Regions from separate parts of the Homo sapiens genome. Here region 2 is linked to region 1. A link is an interaction called in ENCODE POLR2A ChIA-PET data of the cell type or tissue named here. Cell type or tissue: Panc1. All regions are shown on one strand. Links, peaks and the distances in the headings refer to the core of each region. The heading gives the core; the rest is flanking DNA. Region 1 overlaps CD99L2 (CD99 molecule like 2). Region 2 has its middle 8.0 kb from the start of HMGB3.

The links. ChIA-PET counts read pairs that join two places held together with the same protein. Peaks named below come from ENCODE experiments on the same cell type or tissue, not always from the same donor. Only the 100,000 strongest peaks of a DNase experiment are listed, where the experiment ranks them.
Region 2: POLR2A ChIA-PET joins it to region 1 with 5 read pairs; 2 of 35 experiments call an interaction of 5 or more read pairs at or near these places.

The regions. Positions count from the first base shown.
Region 1 is chrX:150,838,682-150,843,071 of GRCh38, forward strand. The region is part of intron 1 of CD99L2 (CD99 molecule like 2); the gene reads right to left. Among named protein-coding and RNA genes, the nearest start is that of CD99L2, 58 kb to the right of the region's middle. In Panc1, for the core only: no CTCF peak of the experiment used is centred there; no DNase peak of the experiment used is centred there; H3K27ac peaks cover 635 bases.
Region 2 is chrX:150,973,108-150,977,497 of GRCh38, forward strand. No RefSeq gene overlaps it. Among named protein-coding and RNA genes, the nearest start is that of HMGB3, 8.0 kb to the right of the region's middle. In Panc1, for the core only: no CTCF peak of the experiment used is centred there; no DNase peak of the experiment used is centred there.

The DNA of each region.
Region 1 (4,390 bases), core at 251-4,250:
AAAAAAAAAAAAAAGAACTATGATAAATAGAAAACAAACTTTTTGGGTTTTTTTGTAGAGATGGGGTCTCACTATGTTGCCTAGGCTGGTCTCCAACTCCTAGTCTCAAGCAATCCTCCGGCCTTGGCCTTCCAAAGTGTTGGGACTACAGGCATGAGCCACCATGCCCAGCGGAAAACATGAACTTTAACATAGGAATACGTATAATCATATCAGTAAAAAAAAAAAAAAAAAAATGGGGGGGGGGGTGTAAATAGGCTAAATCTCCCATTACAAGACAAATGAGATTAAAAGATATCTAACTATAGGCTATTGATAAAATGTACATTTAAAACAAAATGGCAAAAAAATGTAGAGAATGAACAAATATATACCAGGCAAACACTAACAGGAAGGAAACAGATATGATATTAATATAAGATAAAATTCAAGACCCAAAGCTCAAAGTAGGAAAAGAGCAATATTTTATGGAAATAAAGCATATAATATACCAGTAAATAAAAGTTATGGCACTTAATAACCTAGCTTCCAAAATTCTAAGGTAGACTTTTGCTTCTTGCTATGAGAATAACTGGGATCAGACCCGCCTTTCCACTGTAAATCATAAAATGAACAAAACCCATGAGGCAAAATCAGCACTGAACAAGAAAGTAGTGAGAGCCTGCAATCCTTGAGATTAGGGAAATTGTAACAGCTAAATCCAACAGGTGATCTAGGATTGGATCCTGAACCTATAAAGGCCATTACTGGGACAATCAGCAAAGTTAAATTAGGTCTGTAGACCAGCTAGATGATAATACTGATCACTGTCAATTTCTGGTCTTGATGGAAATACTGTAGTCAGGAAGAGAGTATCCTTGTTTTTAGAAACTGCATACTGAAGTATCAAGAGGTAATAGGTATAGGCTTGGTACAGTAGCTCATGCCTGTAATCCCAGCACTTTGGAAGGCTGAAGCGGGAGAATTGCTTGAGCCCAGGAGTTCAAGACCAGCCTGGGTAACATAGGGAGACTCCATCTCAACAACCACAACAACAACAACAAAAATTTAAAAATTAGCCTGGGGTTGGGGGACCAGGTATGGTATCTCATGCCTATAACCCCAGCACTTTGAGAGGCTGAGGTGGGAGGACTCCTTGAGCCCAGGAGTTCAAGACCAGCCAAGGCCACATAGTGAGACCTCATCTCTACTAAGAATAAAAAAAAAACTAGCTGGGTGTGGTGGTGCATGCCTGTAGTCCCAGCTACTTGGGAGGCTAAGGTGGGAGGATCACTTGAGCCCAGGAGGTTGAAGCTTCAGTGAGCTATGATCATACTACTGCACTCAAGCCTGGGCAACAGAGTAAGACTCCGTCTCAAAGAAAAAAAAAATTAGCTGGGCATGGAGGCACATGCTTGTACGCCCAGCTACTCTGGAGGCTGAGGCTGGGGGGATCACTTGAGTCTGAGAGGTTGAGGCTGCACTGAGCCTTGACAATGCCATTGCACTCCATCCTGGGTGCCAGAGGGAGACCCTACCTCAAAAAGAAAAAAGAAAAAAGAAAGAAAGAAAGAAAAAGAAAGAAAAAAAAGAAAAAAGAAAGAAAAAAAGGTAATGGATCTAATGTTTGCAACTAATTCTGAAATGGTTCAGGAAATTCATACACACACACATGCACGTGGGGTGGGGAGAACACATACATATACAGAAAATGTGATAAATCTGGAAAATTTAGGTGAACAACATATATAAACTTTTTTTTTTTTTTGAGACAGGGTCTGGCTCTGTCACCCAGGTTGGATTGCAGTGGTGCAATCATGGCTCCTGCAGCCTCAACCTCCTGGGTTCAAGTGATCTTCCCACCTCAGCCTCCCAAGTAGCTAGGAACACAGGCACATGCCACCATGCCTAACTTTTTTGTATTTTTTGTAGAGATGGGGTCTCACTATGTTGCCCAAGCTGGTCTCAAACTTCTGAGCTCAAGCAATCTGCCTGCCTCAGCCTCCCAAAGTGCTGGGATTACAGGCATGAGCCACTGCACCCAGTCAAGAACTCTTTGTATTAATAATAGACATTATTGGGACAATTGTTAAAACTTGGATGGGGTCTGAGGATTTAGTGGTAATAAGGTATCAGTGTTAGTGTCCTGATTCTGATGGTTGCATTGTAGATATGTAAGAAGATGTCCTTATTTGTAGGAAATGCACTCTAATATATTGGGGGTGGGGGTGATAAGGCATTAGGTAACCAATTTACTCTCAAGTGGCTTGGTGGGGGAAAAAAAAGTTCCTTGCACTGTACTTGCCAATTTTCTGAAAGTTTATAATTATTTCAACATTAAAAAATTAAAATATGCAAATACTTCAACCCAGCAATTCAATTTCTAGGTACCTGTTACAGACAAATACTAGAAACACGTACCCAAAGAAGTATGGACAAGGATGCTTACAACAGGAAAAAGAAATGGAAACAGTCCAAGTGTTCAGCAAAGATGACTGGTGAAATGAAATATGGCTCTTCCATACAATTAATGATTGTGTAGCTGTTAAAAAGAATGGGATAAGCCTATAATAGTGGCATGCAAGAGATCTCCACAATACACTAATAAATAAAGCAAAGTGCAGAGAAGTATTTTTCCATTTGCGTGTCTGTATCCATATCTATATCCATAAACATCTTCTGGAAGTTTACACAGGGAAACTGGTAACAGTAGTTATGTTTAGGGAATGAGAGTAACGGTCAGGGGAAGGGAGAGGGAGCATTTTACATTAATTTAAACTCTTTTCTGCCTTTTTGTTTTCAATCCATGTACGTGTATTTCTCCTAAAAGTTCTACATCAATCCCTCCAAAGCCATAAGCCTACCATCTCAATGGGTCTTCCTTCAAATCTCTATCTCTGCTTCCTCACCCAAGAATTGCAAAAGTAGGTTCTCTGAAATGACATCTTACACAATAAGACGTTTTTAGCCTCAGCCATTCCCCCTACTGCTTGCTCATATATCCTGCTACATGTCATCGGGTAAATATGTTAAGAGGAACATAACACAATGTTGTGCTATGTACCCATCCCTTGTTGACCTTGGATTCAACAGACTCAAACTATCTGTGGATAAAACCATTCAGTTTCAATCTAGATCCTGAGCTATTAAGATGTCTTCAAAGCCCACAAGCAAGCACAGTTGCTAAAATCAAGTTCAGAAGAAATATTCTCAGGAGATACAATGCACCTCAAAAGGTGCAAAATAGGGTCATGTTCTATACCCCTTCTATGCAAGCTATTAACTAAACTCAGTTTTGGATGCAGGCAGACCACAGTCCTCTGTGTTAGTGACACAGACTAACCCTCTGGCACCAACACGCATTAGAAAACAGCTGATTCACCATAGGCTCAATTCACAACCCGCAGTCCCTGTATCTGGGCAGCCAGTATTCAAGTATTCAGCAGAAAATTACTTCCACCGCAGAGGGCCACCAAGAATTCCTTTTAATGTAAAAAGCACCTAATGAGCTGATAATACTTCTCTGAAAATGTCCTTTGGCAATGTTGCCCATGGACTTGTGCATGTCCTTGAGAAGATTAATTTCATAAGAAAAGTGCTGTTTCCACCCACAGACACTCCAACAGCCAGTGTCTGTCCTGGAGTAGATTTTGTCCCTTTGGGAAGGAACACAAGCTTGACCTCATGTTGCAATTTGACCCAACAGGACTGGCATCTAAAGCTAAGGCTAAGGGTGCACTTCAATAAAGGCTGTAAAACAAGGCACAGCTGCCCTTGTTAGAGAATTCCACCCTGAACTGGCTGTGATCCAGCACCTGCCAATGCCTGATTGAAACGTCTGATCCTTGAGAGAGATCATTTGATGGGCCCCTTAAGTAGCCTTTCATTTGGATTTCATTAATTATTCATTCCCTCCTCTGTTGTTGCTATCCACTCCACTCAGTTCATCCTGAAAGTACAGCCATTCCAGTTAAGTGTTTTTGTGTGTCCTCTCTCTAGACTCGCCCCACTTAACATGGTAGCCACTAGCCACATGTGGCCGTTTAAATTAAAATTAGCATTCGATAATTTTTTTAAATTCTGCTTCTTTATTGCACTAACCATATTTCAATGCTTGATAGCCACATGCAGCAGGTAACTACTGTGTTTGACAGCACAGACAGAGAACATTTCCATCATCACAGAAAGTTCCATAGGACAGTGCTGCTCTAGACAGTGAGCTGCCTTAAGCAGGGACTGGCGCTTGGTAATCTCCATGCCAACACCACACACAGACCTGGCAGCAAGAAAGCATTTCCTAAAGGTGTGTTCATTTTGATTACCAAAACTCTGTCACCAGTAGATAGTACCTGATATTACTTTGTGACAAAATCCATTTGGATTTCATGCCAAGAGCAAGCATCTCTGCAGA
Region 2 (4,390 bases), core at 141-4,140, 130 kb after region 1:
TGGGAAGCCAGTGTGAAGCTGCTGTACCACAGTGGGCATGAATTGGATGTGGAAAAACTAAGCAAGGAAAAGAGAGGCAGGCAATGTGGAGCTGGGGATTTTGATTCGCAATAGGTTGCTCAGGGAAGGTGACACATTTGAGCAAAGATGGAAGGGAGGTGAGGGCAGGATCCTGGCAGATGTGTGGGAGAGTGTCCCAGGTAGAGGGCAGAGCAAGCAGCAAGGTAGCAAGGTCCTGAGGTGGCTGTTCCTGAGCGAGGTTGACAACAGGGTGAGGAGAGATAGAATCACGTGTGTTTGCTGAGGGGGTTGGGGGGAGAGCAACCTGTGCAAACCCATTGGGAAGACGGGGGCTTCCCCTGAGGAGGTGGGGAGCCCCCAAAGTGTCCTGAGCCCTGCCTCTATGTCCCCAGAGTGCCTCGGGCCCCAGGGCAAGGCATCTGCATTTCATCCGATAGCTGTGCCCCGGGTCCACTCCGGACTTCCTTCATAACAAGGTCTGATTTAGCAGGACCGGTCTGACTACTGTGTCCAGGGCAGAGTGAAATTGGGGAAGAGGGACTGACACTCATAGTCACGACAAATGCCATACTTTTTAGAGTCACACATAAAGGACCTTTGCAAGGCCACCTTTCAGACTTGTTTGCTGTTTGTGGGGTTTATTTTGGTGGCGGGGGAGGGGGGAGGTGGGTGGCGGCAGAACTGGCGTGTTGCCTTGGGGGTACCTTTGTGAAGCCCCACCAGCAATGTCAAGAATGTTGATGCAGCCGGGCGCTGGGCGCGGTGTCTCACACCTGTAATCCCAGCACTTTGGGAGGCCGAGGCGGGTGGATCACCTGAGGTCAGGAGTTCGAGACCAGCCTGGCCAACATGGTGAAACCCCGACTCTACTAAAAATACAAAATCCCAGTGTGGTGGTGGGTGCCTGTAATCCCAGCTACTCAGGAGGCTGAGGCAGGAGAATTGCTTGAACCTGGGAGGTGGAGGTTGCAGTGAGCCAAGATCGCACCACTGCACTCTATCCTGGGTGACAGAGCCAGACTCCATCTCAAAAAAAAAAAAAAAAAAAGAATGCTGATGCTGTAAGAGACCCCAGAGAGCAGCTCCTGCTCCCCTTTTAATGATAAGAATCAGGCCCAGGTGGGGTGCAGTGGCTCACGCCTGTAATCCCAGCACTTTGGGAGGCCGAGGTGGTGGATCACCTGAGGTCAGGAGTTCCAGACCAGCCTGACCAACAAGGTGAAACCCCATCCCTACTAAAAATACAAAAATTATCAGGGTGTGGTGGCGGATGCCTGTAATCCCAGCTACTCGGGAGGCTGAGGCAGGAGAATCGCTTGAACCCAGGAGGCGGAGGTTACAGTGAATGAGATCATGCCATTGCACTCCAGCCTAGGAGACAGAGTGAGACTCCTTCTCCAAAAAAGAAAAAAAAAAAAAAAAAAAAAAAAGGAATCAGGCCCAGAAAGAGGGAATGAGGAATGAGCAGCATTTTAAAAACGGCAACTGTTGTGGATCACAAGGTTAGGAGTTTGAGACCAGCCTGACAAACATGGTAAAATCCCATCTCTACTAAAAAAACAAAAACAAACAAACAAAAAAATTAGCCAGGCGTGGTGGCGGGCGCCTGTAATCTCAGCTACTCAGGAGGCTGAGGCAGAATTGCTTGAACCCGGGAGGTGGAGGTTGCAGTGAGCCAAGATCGCGACACTGCACTCCAGCCTGGGCGACAGCGTGAGACTCCATCTCAAAAAAAAAAAAAGAATTAAAAATGGCAACTGCAGGCCAGGCATGGTGGTTCACGCCTGTAATCCCAGCACTTTGGGAGGCCGAGGTGGGCAGATCACCTGAGGTCCAGAGACTAGCCTGACCAACATGGAGAAACCCCATCTCTCTGAAAAATACGAAATTAACTGGGTGTGGTGGCAGGCGCCTGTAGTCCCAGCTACCCAGGAGGCTGAGGCAGGAGAATCGCTTGAACCCAGGAAGCAAGAGGTTGAGGTGAGCCAAGATCACACCATTGCACTCCAGCCTGGGCAACAAGAGTGAAACTCCGTCTCAAAAAAAAAAAAAAAAAGGCTGGGTGCGGTGGCTCATGCCTGTAATCCCACCACTTGGGGAGGCCGAGGCAGGCGGATCACTTGAGGTCAGGAGTTTGAGACCAGCCTGGCCAATGTGGAGAAACCCTGCCTCTACTGAAAATATAAAAATTAGCCAAGTGTGGTGGCACATGTCTGTAATCTCAGCTACTTGGGAGGCTGAGACAGGAGAATCGCTTGAACCCGGGAGGCGGAGGTTACGGTGAGCAAAGCTTGCTGCCATTGCACTCCAGCCTGGGCAACAAGAGCAAGACTCTGTCTCAAAAATAAATAAATAATAATAAAAATGATTTTTAAAATGGCAACTGCAATCCCATTTAGAGAGTGGCTCCTCCTCTCCCCACTGCAGGAATCCTTTCAGTTCAGGTAAAGAGAAACAGCTTGTACCTTTACATTACACATTACACGGGGTAGACACAGAAGGGCCTCAGTCACTAGCCAGACGGAAACTTGGTGTGGGTGGAGGGTGGGGACTACAGTCTGCTGCGTGTGCAGGCCTTCTGGATGGGATGGGGCTTGGAGGTGAGAATCTAGAATGGGTAACCCAGCAGCATGGTGAAGACTTCAAGGCGGGACAAGGCAGGGCTGTTCGGTAATGTGGTGGCTGGTGGGAGCTATCCCATTGGAGAGTCCCCTCTCTTCTGCTCCCTTCCCCTCCTCTGAAGGAGACCGGTGCCTAGAAGGTCAAGGGCCCTTCAGTTTCATCTCCATCTTCCCCACAGGACCCGGCCGGCCTGGCACGTCACTGGCCCTTGATGGGCTTTTGTAGATTAGGATTGTATTCCCACAAGGCGCCGGCGTGGAGAGTAAAAAGTAGGAAATCCTTTGGTCACTGACCCACTTCCCGCTTTTCATTCAATATGAAAGGAACCCAGAGCAGGGACGCGGTGGCGCTGGTGCTGCTGAAGAGGCCTGTGTCGTGCTGAACAGCCCTGGCTTCTGCGCTCCTTTCTCTTCCTTGTCCCAGCCCTGGGCAAGAGCAGTGCTGTGGGAGGGAGCCGCCCCGGTGGCTCCTTTCCCACCGTCCCCGGCAGCCTCCGGGGTCTGGTGGGGAGGGGGTGAGGGAATTCGGGAGGGGCAACGGGCGCAGCCATCTGGTGAAATGCAGACGCCCGGTCCCGGTCCCGGTCGGGCGCCGTGGCTCACGTCTGTAATCCCAACACTTTAGGAGGCCGAGGTGGGTGGATCACCTGAGGTCAGGAGTTCGAGACCAGCCTGGCCAACATGGTGAAACTCCGTCTCTACTAAAAATACAAAAATTAGGCCGGGCGCGGTGGCTCAAGCCTGTAATCCCAGCACTTTGAGAGGCCAAGGCGGGCAGATCACGAGGCCAGGAGTTCAAGACCAGCCTGGCCAACATGGTGAAACCCCGTCTCTACTAAAAATACAAAAATTAGCCGGGCGCGGTGGCTACCCGGGAGGCTGAGGCAGGAGAATTGCTTGAATTCAGGAGGCGGAGGTTGCAGTGAGCCGAGATCGCACCACTGCACTCCAGCCTGGGCGACAGAGCAAGACTCCGTCTCAAAAAAAAAAAAAAAATTAGCGGGCCGTGGTGGCGGGCGCCTGTAATCCCATCTACTCGGGAGGCTGAGGCTGGAGAATCGCTTGAACCCAGGAGGCAGAGGCTGCAGTGAGCCAAGATAGCGCCCTTGAACTCCAGCTTAGACGACAGAAGCGAAACTCCGTCTCAAAGAAAGAAAGAAAGAGGCCGGTCGCGGTGGCTCACGTCGGTAATCCCAGCACTTTGGGAGGCCGAGGCGGGCGGATCACGAGGTCAGGAGATTGAGACCATCCTGGCTAACACGGCGAAACCCCGTCTCTAATAAAAATACAAAAAATTAGCCAGGCGTGGTGGCCGGCTTCTGTAGTCTCAGCTAGTCGGGAGGCTGAGGCAGGAGAATGGCGTGAACCCGGGAGGGGGAGCTTGCAGTGAGCCGAGATTGGGCCACTGCACTCCAGCCTGGGTGACAGAGCGAGACTCCGTCTCAAAAAAGAAAGAAAGAGAGAGACAGAGAGAAGGAAAGAAAGAAAGAAAGAGAGAGAGAAAGAAAGAGAGAGACAGAGAGAAGGAAAGAAAGAAAGAGAGAAAGAAAGAAAGAAAGAAGGAAGGAAGGAAGGAAGGAAGGAAGGAAGGAAAGAAAGAAAGAAAGAAAGAAAGAAAGAAAGAAAGAAAGAAAGAAAGAAAGAAAGAAAGAAAGAAAGAAAGAAAATGCAGACACCCACGTCGCTTGGGGCCCGAGGCGCCGTCGAGGCTCTAGGTACCCGCGGCCTGAACTGTGCGATGTGGGCAG